Regions from separate parts of the Homo sapiens genome. Here region 1 is linked to region 2. The links are chromatin contacts, found by Hi-C or POLR2A ChIA-PET in ENCODE. All regions are on one chromosome and are shown on one strand. Each heading gives the region's core, a stretch centred on a gene start or an enhancer-like site at or near the end of the contact. The rest is flanking DNA. Distances are from core to core; before and after follow the strand shown.

What was found. A loop is a pair of places that touch in the nucleus more often than their neighbours do. ChIA-PET counts read pairs that join two places held with the same protein, here RNA polymerase II (POLR2A). Pooled maps may share reads with other maps.
Region 1: a loop to region 2 is called in a map of adrenal gland, with 3 times the contacts of the local background. The contact joins two enhancer-like sites. A Hi-C loop is called at or near these places in 1 of 168 maps with a recorded cell type or tissue (adrenal gland) and 1 of 50 pooled maps. POLR2A ChIA-PET finds 5 or more read pairs at or near these places in 3 of 52 experiments (A549, MCF 10A and OCI-LY7).

What each region holds. Positions count from the first base shown.
Region 1 is chr20:10,418,478-10,423,926 of GRCh38, forward strand. It overlaps MKKS (MKKS centrosomal shuttling protein), which reads right to left. Exons shown (of 6, transcript NM_170784.3): 2 at 2,051-2,281. LOC128706665 reads right to left here. Exons shown (of 3, transcript NM_001394148.2): 2 at 2,051-2,281. The coding sequence starts at 2,260. The coding sequence ends at 2,069. LOC128706666 reads right to left here. Exons shown (of 3, transcript NM_001394149.2): 2 at 2,051-2,281. Among named protein-coding and RNA genes, the nearest start is that of MKKS, 13 kb to the right of the region's middle. RefSeq lists an enhancer at 821-2,020. Within about 2 kb of position 1,259, at least 3 of the 41 ENCODE cell types and tissues checked have a DNase peak (open chromatin) inside an H3K27ac peak, as active enhancers do.
Region 2 is chr20:10,108,417-10,114,020 of GRCh38, forward strand. All of the region lies in intron 2 of SNAP25-AS1 (SNAP25 antisense RNA 1), which reads right to left. Among named protein-coding and RNA genes, the nearest start is that of ANKEF1, 76 kb to the left of the region's middle. Within about 2 kb of position 2,860, at least 2 of the 41 ENCODE cell types and tissues checked have a DNase peak (open chromatin) inside an H3K27ac peak, as active enhancers do.

The sequences.
Region 1 (5,449 bases), core at 9-2,508, 310 kb after region 2:
GGAATTTGTGTTTAACTTACTCTAAATCCGGCTCTAACTTTTGCTTACTAAAAGCCTGTTTAAATATCTGCTTCTGCTTGCTTGACTGGAAATGTTAGCCTCTAAAACTTTTAACTATTGCTGCACTGGCATCTAAAATCTCTTACTACATTCACCTAACATTTTAGAGGAGATTCTTTTCTCAGCTCTATTTTTCCTCCAAGAGTATTTCTTTTTGCATGAGAAGAAACTACTTGATTTTCTTCCTCCAAAGTTTGGCCATACCTGGCCTCCAAACTGTTAAGACATCTTTTTGTTCTTTACTTCTTGTCATAAGTACAATATACATACATAATATAATGGTCTTACTAGTCTGAAAGACTATATATATAAAAATCCAGCACCTAATAAATTCTCTAACTCCCTGCTTATATATATTAAAACTCTTCCTATAAATACAAATTTTATATAGAATGTCCTAAAGTTACTCTTTTAAGTTGTTAAGCTTCTATGTTACTACCTGGCTTTTATATTTAATAATTGTCTAATATATTAAGCTATGCTCTTCCACTTCTGCTTATGAACATTTAAAAGTAAAATCTTGATTTAAAATATTGTTGAAACCAGTAATTATACCAAAAGTCAAAATCTCAGACCAAGGCTTATAAATAAGGAAAATCTTACTGAGGTTCTTCTTCCATAAAGAGCAGAACCTTACACTCATCTATCTTATAACAAAACTTAGAGCATATTATTCACCTCAAGGTTAAAAAGTAAATTATAATAGAAAATGCTTTACAATTACAGGGTCACAGTTCTTTATCTGAAACTCCTTGGGCCAGATGAGTTTCATAATTCAGAATTTCTTAGATTTTATAAATACAATATAGTGTATATAACATACATAATCAATATAATCATAATATAGTATAACGCTATATTATAGTAAATCAAACGTGACAAATGCCAATAAAATTTCTGCAGTGAAACTCAATTTTCATATTAAGTGGAATAAAAACAGTGACCTCCCCCATTTATCTATGAGGGATATGTTCCAAGACCACCCAGTGGATGCCTGAAACTACATATAGCACTAAACCCTATATATACTATGTTTTCTTCTTGTACATACATACCTATGATAAAGTTCAATTTATAAATTAGGCACAATACTCCTGTGCTTTGGGTACATTGTGAAGTAAAGTAACAGTTACCTGAACATAAGCGCGGAGATACCACCACAGTTGATCTAACCCAGAGTGCTGCTAAGTGACTAACGAGCAGGTAGACAGACAAGGGAATGACTCACATCCTGCGTGGATGAAGTAGAATATCCCAGGATTTCATCATGCTACTCAGAAAGGTGCATAATTTAAAATTTATGAATTGTTTATTTCTGGAATTTTCTATTTAATATTTTCAGACTAGGGTTGACTGCAGGTAACTGAAACTGCAGAAAGCCAAACTGCGGATAAAGGGAGACAACTGCACTGCAAATTGCCTCATGTCAGTTAAGATCAAGTTTTGCTGTCAAAGGAGTGAGGATAAAATGTTTTGGTTTTGAGAACTTTTTGAATTTTGGAATTATGGATAAGGGACTATAGACCTAAATTATATAACTTCATCCTCTTTATTTCAGTGACTCTCAAAAGTAACAAATTATGGTCAAGCTAAAATAGTTGATGTTAAGAAATGAATACAATTAGTTTTGTATTGTTAAAAAAAAAAGAACACTAATAGAAGAAAATAATCTTGTATAAATTTGGACTTTTGTGATATGTAATGGTAAGGAGTCAGGGGCTCCTTTGCACACATTCATGATCCTGGTGATGCTGCTAGCAAAACTGCTCTTTCCCTTTGCATTCAATTGACTGCCAGGCAAGTGTCAAATGTCTCTGCACAACGAACTTTTCTAGAAACAACTGCAGAATAGTATTTTGCCAGTGGGTCACAATAAAAACAACAGGTAACTTACCAATTTAGGCTTTTCCTTGCCAGAGATCTAAAAGATTGAGTTTCCCATTGTTGGAATGTGCCATATGATTAACCAACCAGATTAAATGGAACTTACCTGAAGATTGCAAGCCTGCTACTTCCCCTGGATTTGGCTCTTCTGAAGATTTGAAAGTCCCAGACTATCTTGCTCAGGAATGTCGTCGTTTTTAGGTATTTGGAAAACAGGGCTGCTTTTGATTCTGTACCACCCCAAATGTATGAGCCCAACTAAAGGGACCATAACAACCAAAACTTTGTAGTCTCTCCACAAGTTCCGAAGGCTCATAGTACTTCAGCATCAGTGTACCTAAGAAAAGGTTACAGTTAGAGGAAAAAAACCACTAAAACCCATAACCTCCCTTTAATTACATTTCTAAATCACTACAAGTAGCATGCTGTACTCTAACAAATGCTGACTGTTAAACATTTTAAATTATAATACATTGCAATGTTAATAAACAAAAAGAGACATGTCATTGACCCAAAGGGAGCAGGCAGTCAGCCTTGGGAAACTTACAGAGCAATACTGACTTTTTGGCAACAATTGCAAAGGAGCAACATTACCTGCTGGAAAAGCTATATGAATCTTTGAAAACACACATGCATGGAGTGTTCTTTAAATATATTAATGTTCTCTGAGCCACAATAGAGTAAGAGCCTTTTTTTAAATTATATTTTTTAAAAATTATAATTACAGGCTGAGGGTGGTGGCTCACGCCTGTATTCCCAGCACTTTGGGAGGCTGAGGCAGGCAGATTGCCTGAGGTCAGGAGTTCGAGACCAGCCTAGCCAACACAGTGAAACATCGTTTCTACTAAAAGTATTAGTCGGATATGGTGGCGCATGCCTGTAATCCTAGCTACTCTGGAGGCTGAGTCAGGAGACTTGCTTGAACTTGGGAGGTGGAGGTTGCAGTGAGCCAAGATCATGCCACTGCACTAGGCAACAGAATGAGACTCCATCACAAAAAAAAAAAAAAAAAAATTACATTTAGTCACAATTTTAACAGAAGAATCAAACGGTAATCCACAAATATGCAGTAAGAATTTAGGTTCTATATTCTGACAGGATGTAGTGATAGTGTTTCAACTGCGATTGCAACAGCTGAACATGGATTCCAATTGCAGTAAAAGATTTCTGGCTTGAACGCTACAAATCAGAATGAATGTAATGCCATTTCCACATTTATGTGCAAAACTACTGCATTTTAGAGTGTTTGCCCTGAATCACTAGAAAACCCTAACTTACAGGGTTATCGACCTAGTTTAGACAAAGAAACTGGGGCTAGACAGTTGCCTGGAGTTACAAAGTTAGTTAGCTTTTAAAATATATATATATATATTTTAAATTTGGAAAGGATGGAAGTAGGGCCCAGAAAGATGCTATGTTTGATGATCTGTTGGGTTTGGGAACTTGAATCTGGACAACCTCTAAAGACTCCTTATACTCTTAATAAGGACTGCTCCACCATCTATGAGACATGCTATGAACTTGGCTCAATTGCATCTCTGAGTTTTAGTACCATGAAATCTCCTAAATTACTTTATTTTTGTCTAAATGCCATTAGAAAAAGGTCTGAAAAGAATTTCTTATTCCCCCTTTTAAGACCAAAACACAATAGTACTGAGTTAAATAGTCTGAACCATCTGTGTTCTGTGTATACATACTAAAAATAATAAAAGATGTTATCTTATAGCTATGAACATGTTATTCTTAGCATTATAAATCATTTCTCCCAAAGGTCTCAATTCATATTTTATAAGGACTTTGTGGCAAAATTTTAATTACTAGATAGAGGAAACACGACCTGCTTTGTAAATGAAAGTATTTTATGGCCTTTTCCTTTTCTAACGTACTGTGGTATACTATATACTTTTTGTAACCTTTAGAGAATACACCTTTTATTGACATGCTTATGTTCCATTTTTAGAGGGAATCAATTACAAATAACTGTATCATAATTAAATTTCATTGTGAAGTCCAAAGGCAAAAGCCTTTGGGAATTTAAGGGTACAATAAAATAACTGGGGGAGGAATTTAGAGTAAGGAGGGAAGAATTCTATTAAGGGCTACTTACTTATAGGAGGGACAGAGGCTGCACCAAAGGTCAGCTGGCCTGTGTTGATTGACATATGGCATTCTTGTTTGCAAACACCTTAACTAAAGGCCTAGAAGATACTGTTATTTATATCCAGTCTCAATACTTAAGGTGACTTTGGCACCTCTATTCCCCTCAACATGAGGTTATCAAGTTATATTATCTTTTTTTTTTTTTTGTGAGACAGAGTCTTGCTCTGTCACCCAAGCTGTAGTGCAGTGGTGCGATCTCAGCTCACTGCAAGCTCCGCCTCCCAGGTTCACGCCATTCTCCTGCCTCAGCCTCCCGAGTAGCTGGGACTACAGGTGCCCGCCACCACACCTGGCTAATTTTTTGTATTTTTAGTAGAGACAGGGTTTCACCGTGTTAGCCAGGATGGTCTCGATCTCCTGACCTTGCGATCCGCTCGCCTCGGCCTCCCAAAGTGCTGGGATTACAGGTGTGAGCCACTGCGCCCGGCCCTTCAAGTCACATTACTTTTAAGAGCCATTTCTGCCATTCACCATTTACTTCTCCATGATCATTAACATAATTCAACATTTGTCAGCTTTTTTCTGAACTATAAACTCAAGGAAAAAAAACCCTAGCTTATAAAAAGAGATTAGGGCCAGGTGCAGTGGCTCACAAAAGTGTAATCCTAACACTTCGGGAGCCTGAGGTGGGCGGATCACTTGAGCCTAGGCAACGTGGCAAAACCCGTTTCTACAAAAAATACAAAAATTAGCTGGGCATGGTGGCGCACGCCTGTAGTTCTAGCTGCGTGGGGGGTGCTGAGGTAGGAGGATCGCTTGGACCTTGGGAGGCTGAGGCTGCGGTGAGCTGAGATAACACCATTGCACTCCAGGACAGGTGATGAAATGCGATCGTTTCAAAAAAACAAACCAAAAGCAAAAAAGAGACTGGATAGGATAAAAGGATGTAATAATAAAATTGAGATTTGTAACTCAAGAACTAAAATTAGGAACAAATTAAATGACAATCTGTAACACTAATGTTTGGGGAAGTGTTGTACTATTCTCTCCAGCAAAGTGGTTAACAGCATGTAATGACATAGTATGAACCCTCTTTGAGAAGAGTGAAAATTATATAGGGTTAGCTCCCTATAATACTTAGTGAATCTTTAGGTCATCTCCCAGTTAAAGATAAAAGAAATGCTCAATTTTATGTATATTGTGCTTAACAGTCTATTACTCTTTCCATTAGGATAACTTAAGGATCGATGAATCTTTTTCTAGATTTAGGTTTAGTTAAACCTGGAAATCAGTATCTATTTTAACTGAAAACTCTATTTGCTAAACATCACTGAGACTCAGTACAGTATTTCCTGGTTAGTAAATGATGTAGACTGATTTAATGATTAATTGCTTTAATGTTTAC
Region 2 (5,604 bases), core at 1,610-4,109:
AATTGAAAAATCTACTATCTTGTCTGAGATTTTAAAACACATATCAAAAGCCAGCGGAGTCAGCAGAAAACACCAACTTGTATTAAAAAGCTGGAAAATAATAAACCCACTTTATAGATGTAGAAACTGGGGCCTAGGCAAGTTGAGTGATTCATGCAAGATCACAAAGTTTGTATGAATTCAAGCCAGGACTAAAACTCACACTTTCTAAATAGTAATCCTATGCCCTCTCCATTTTATAACATTAACACATGTAGAATAAACTGCGTATCTGCAGAAATGATTAGCCTTTTCTATGTCCTTAAGAGAATCCTTAGTGTGGTAGCATATCTGTCAATGTTCCACTCGGTTTACCTTGAATTTCTTTTACTTTTTCAGTGTGCCTTTTCTTACCTCCTACATATTATGTTTCTAATTATCCATCTCTGTGATTCTCTATGGAGAACCACCCTTAGGCCACCGGGGTGTCTACTGTGAAACAGAAGTTCCTGGGATGTTATGCCCTCAATCACGGCCCTTATTCAATGACTGACCGGTGTGGGAAAATGGAAGCCCAGCTCCTTTGCCTTAGAGTTTGAACAAATCTAAGGTATAATTTTCACTCCGAAGCTCCCCCGTGGGATCAGGCTGAGGCTGAATCTCTGCTTGGCTTCTTCCCTTATCTTTCCTGCTTTTTACACCCAGTTCTACCTCGAAAATTTTCCTCAATAAATTGAGTTGCATGTGATTTCTCATCTCAAGGTCTGCTTCTGGGAACCCTTTCCTAAAATGAGGACCATACAGCTCTGTACTAGGAGTAAAAAGAGAGTAGAAAGTGGTTCTACAGAAAACCAAATACAGCATGTTCTCATAAGTGGGAGCTAAATGATGAGAACACAGGGACACAAAGAGGGAAATAACAGACACTGGGGCCTATTGGAAGGTGGAGGGTGGGAGGAGGGAGAGGATCAGGAAAAATAACTAATGGGTACTAGGTTTAATACCTGGGTGATGAAGTAATCTATACAACAAACTTCTGTGACACAAGTTTACCTATATAACAAACCTACACAAGTAGCCCTGAACTTAAAAACAAACAAACAAACAGGATTATTCCATAAAAGTATGTTCTCTATTTAAAAAAATTTGAAGTAAATGAAAGTCACCCATAATCCCACTATTTGTAAGGCTATTTTGGTCATTTACCTAAGTATATATACTGTACAAGTAAAAGTGTGATAATGCCAAAAAAAAAAAAAAAAGTAGTTCTAGGGAAAGAATATTTGAGTGGTTAAGGTTTCCTGCTGCTTTTATCTTTGGGAAATTCCAGTTTGATTTGGGCACTAGGAACCTGGCATAGTGAATGTAGTGTCTGCCAAGCTAGAAGAACACTGCTGCAACTTCAGACTTCAGGTCAATTACTATTGACTGGCCAACTTTCTGTCCCGAGCATACCCTCTTGGGTCCAATTCCAGATTAATAATGGCCCAATTCCAAATCTGGAGGATTCCTGGCCTCTCTCTCTCTCTCTCTTTCAATGCAGTTGCTTACTTCCCTTAAGACTGGCTCTGAATATACAAGAAGGCAACTCCGGGATTCTGGCCTTTAAGATGCAAGACCATGGGTAACCATACAAGCAACATCATGGGCTTTCCAGTTGGTTGAGCCATTATTTCAGCCTCTACTTTGTATCTCATAGCTTCACATTTCTTTGCTTTCCAAGTCTGGATTTAGAGGTGGGCCTTGTCTAGAAAGCCAGGTCTACCTTTTTTCAGGCAAAAAGTTTCATTAACCACTGTGGCTTAGAATAATATTTATGTAATAAAATATTTACTAGGTATTGAATGCATGCTATATGCCACTATACAGATGAAGAAATGGAAGTTTAGATCTGAAGATTAACTTGCCCAGATTTATGTGGCCAGCTCTTGCCACAAACCAACCAAGGATTTAGTGAGTCAGACATGAGCCTGACTCTGCACGTATCCTACAAGTCATAGCATTCCCTACCCTGGTTTTGCTGACCCCAGGCTCTAGCACTGGATTTATCCTTGGTTCTCTTACTGAGTGCTCTAGTACTTTCCTAGTTGAGCCCCTGACACCCATCCTCTGTCAACTCATTTTCCCCAGGAGCTGACACCTGCTCCTCAAAGTATGTCTTCAACTTCTACCTGCCATTTTTCACAGAGACACATGGAGAATTTGCCCCAAATACACATCTCTAGGGACTTTCTGCTTCAATGCCCTGCCCTCCTCCTGCCAGACTGAACCATGGCAATGGGGCCTAAAATTCTCAATGCTATCTTAGGTTGGGTTCCCCAGAAGCAGAACCCAAGAAAGGGAAAATCAGGCACACATTGCTTCAGTCCTCTTGAGGAAAGACTCTCAAAAGAAGCATCTAAAAGAAGAAAAGCAGACAGGACAACTAGGGTAAGAAGCCAAGCAAAGATGCGTGCTCAGGAAAAATCTAAACCTGGCCTGATATGAGAGAGGATCTGGAGCATAAATTACAACACTGACATGATGGTCCTCATCATTAAGACAAGGTGGTTCGCCTTTTGTACTCCTGTATCAGCCAGTCATTGCCATAGACTTCTCCTGATAAAACCATTTAGGGAGTGTAACTTTCTGGGCATTAACTTAGGGTGATACTTGGGGAAGAGGACCTCTGTTAGCTTTTAGCAGTCAATACAGCAGCTGGAGGCTAGAGCCCCTGCTCATCCACCAGCATCTACTACAAGTGCCTGGGCCTTGGGCAATGAACGTGGGACTTCAGCAATCAGATCCCTTTTCTCATCCCACCTTCCTGCTCCTGGCCTCCTCCTACTCCCCATCATCCTGTGTGGCTGGGGCCCCCCCATGCCATGTGCCTATCCACAGGCTCCTGGATTTTAGTACCTGCTCAGAGTCCACTGCATTGGCGCCTGACACTTTATTAGTGTTCTAAAGCTTTGTTTACAGTTACCAGGACTCTCTAGATAGCAGCAAAAAGTCAACAAGGAAATAAAACTCCACCAGCTGGTGTATTTGTTGGGGATAAACTCACCACACAGGAAACAGCTGGGTACATGCTCACAAACGTCAGTACCTTGCTGGTCCCAAAGGCTCATCTGAAGTTGCAAGTTTGAATCCCCCTTTCCAAGCTGGTCTGTTTATACGCACTCCTCCACACCTTCAGTTCCTTTACACCATGTGAGCCTCAGGAAGCTGAGGCAGTAATGAGCTTTGAAGCTGTTCTACTGCCTGTGACAGCCCACAGGCCAGTCATTTGATCCAATTGCTTGATGCTACCTCCAGCAGCCTCTTGGCAAAATCTCTGCCATTATATACCATTGTTTCCTTACTCTAAAGCTCACATCTTCTCATGCTGAAGTCTATATGCTTCCTAGTGTATGAAAGTAACACTTTAATGTAGCCCTGAAGAAAACTGTCCAGCCCATCTGGACATCTGCCAGTCACTAGGAAGAGAATAGATTTTTCAGGCACAAATGTTAGCATACTAAGGAGTAGAAGGCTGAAGGCCATCTTCACTGACTTTATAGTCAGTGCGTTCTTTGTTCAGCAAAACTTAGCTCCTAGTCCTGAGCCAATTCCAAAATGCTGAATTTCATCCTTCCACTACTTTGAAAGCATTTAAGGTCTAATGAAAGGGATTAGGCCTGGAATTGGTGCCAGAAATTAAAATGAAGGCATAATTTGCATGTTTTGACAATACCTTCACACTTACACCCATGCCATGCTTTCTTAAACACTCTTGAAAATATGTGAGAATCAAGATTTCATAATCCACTTCTTCTGGAATGCCATGTAGAAACATTCTCATTTTGCTTTCTCCCTGCCTTCTGATTTTACTCACAGGCTTAATAATCACTGTAAGGATGGGGTAGCCATAAACAGCAGAGCATTGAGCTTTAGTGCACTCAGATGTTTGTGTATTTCCCCATTTACCTTGTATATAAAGCCATGCTAAGATTCGCAGTTAATGCTGGAGCTCACCTTGAAAATAGCACCATCTTTCTCCTGAAGATGCTCAAACTCCAGGTAGTAACCTCAGGTTGTATCATAGCTCCTTCAGGGTACCTCACTGTTTTTAATAAGCACATGATAAAGATAATGTCTTCCTCGATTCTAGTGGTATTTCTTAACAAAAGCCTAAGCTGCACCAGGATGAGGTGTTGTAATATTTTCACAAGTGTTAAAAAGGATTACTGCTCTTCCTAATATTGGTCAATGTGCCCAGATGGAGACTATTGCTTTTGCGCATAACGTCTAAGCTTCTTTGCCAGCGCACAATTGTTTAAGAAACCACTTTTCTTGCTATGCCCTGATAATCTTGCCTCTTGAATAACTCATTTCCATCAAGAGCAGGACAGAATCAGAACAGCATGGACAAGGATAATCTCTAAAATGTGGTTTCAAATGGAGAAGTATGATATGGTTTGTCAGAGGCCTGGAAGGTGCACATTGTTTAGTAGGTTGACCCAAAGCCATCCTCAAGAGGTAGGATGGGTTTTTTTGTGTGTGGTTTTTTTTTTTTTGGTTTGTTTGTTTTGTTTTGTTTTGTTTTGTCTTTTGAGACAGAGTCTCACTCTGTCACCAGGCTGGAGTGCAGTGGAGCAATCTCAGCTCACTGCAACCTCCGCCTCCCGGGTTCAAGTGATTCTCCTGCCTTAGCCTCCCGAGTAGCTTGGACTACAGGCTCACGCCACCACATCCAGCTAATTTTTGTATTTTTAGTAGAGATGGGGTTTCACCATGTTGGCCAGGATGGTCTTGATCTCTTGACCTCATGATCCACTCGCCTCGGCCTCCTAAAGTGCTGGGATTACAGGCATGAGCCATTGCACACGGCCTAGAAGTAGGATGGTTTTAAGAGCACTGCACTTTCTTTGACACTTCTACCCCTGAGAGTAGGGTCTATGTTCCCACCCCTTGAACCTGGGTGGGCTTTGTTACTGCCTTGATCAATAACAAAGTGCAGCAGAAGTGACACTATAATTTCCAAGGCTGGGTCTGAAGAAAGTCATGTAGCTTTTTCCTTGTTCTCCTGGAACACATACTCTTTGTATCTTCAGCCTCCATGTAAGAAATTTTACTGTCCCGAGGCTGCCCTGCTGGACATACTAGGTGGAGAGACCACTAAGAGAGAGAGAGATGATCAACAAGCCTTAGCTATTCAGGCATCATACATGGGAGCGACAAAAGCTTCAAGATGGCACTAGCCCTAGCTACTGCTCAACTGTAATCACAGAGAACCCAAGGCCAGAAATGCCCAGAGGAGCCTAGTGGACCCCAGAACTGTGAGAGATACTAATAAATTGTTATTGATTTAAGCTACTGTGTTTTGAAGATGTTGGTTCCACTGCAATACATAATGGGAACAGGAGGTGCATTACACATAATATAATGTACAATTCAACCCAAAGGACTCTCCTACCCACCACTGGATACATGTCTATGAGAGTTGGCACTGCTGTGGGTGCACAGAGCCAAGGCCATGCCTCACAAGACAGTAGAGTGGGTGGATGTCTGCATGCTATGATTTGAGAATGACTCAAAGTAATCTCCCTCAGGGGGCTGCTCAGGTCCCTGACCTCTTCCACAGTAATTGCCTTGAGAGGATAT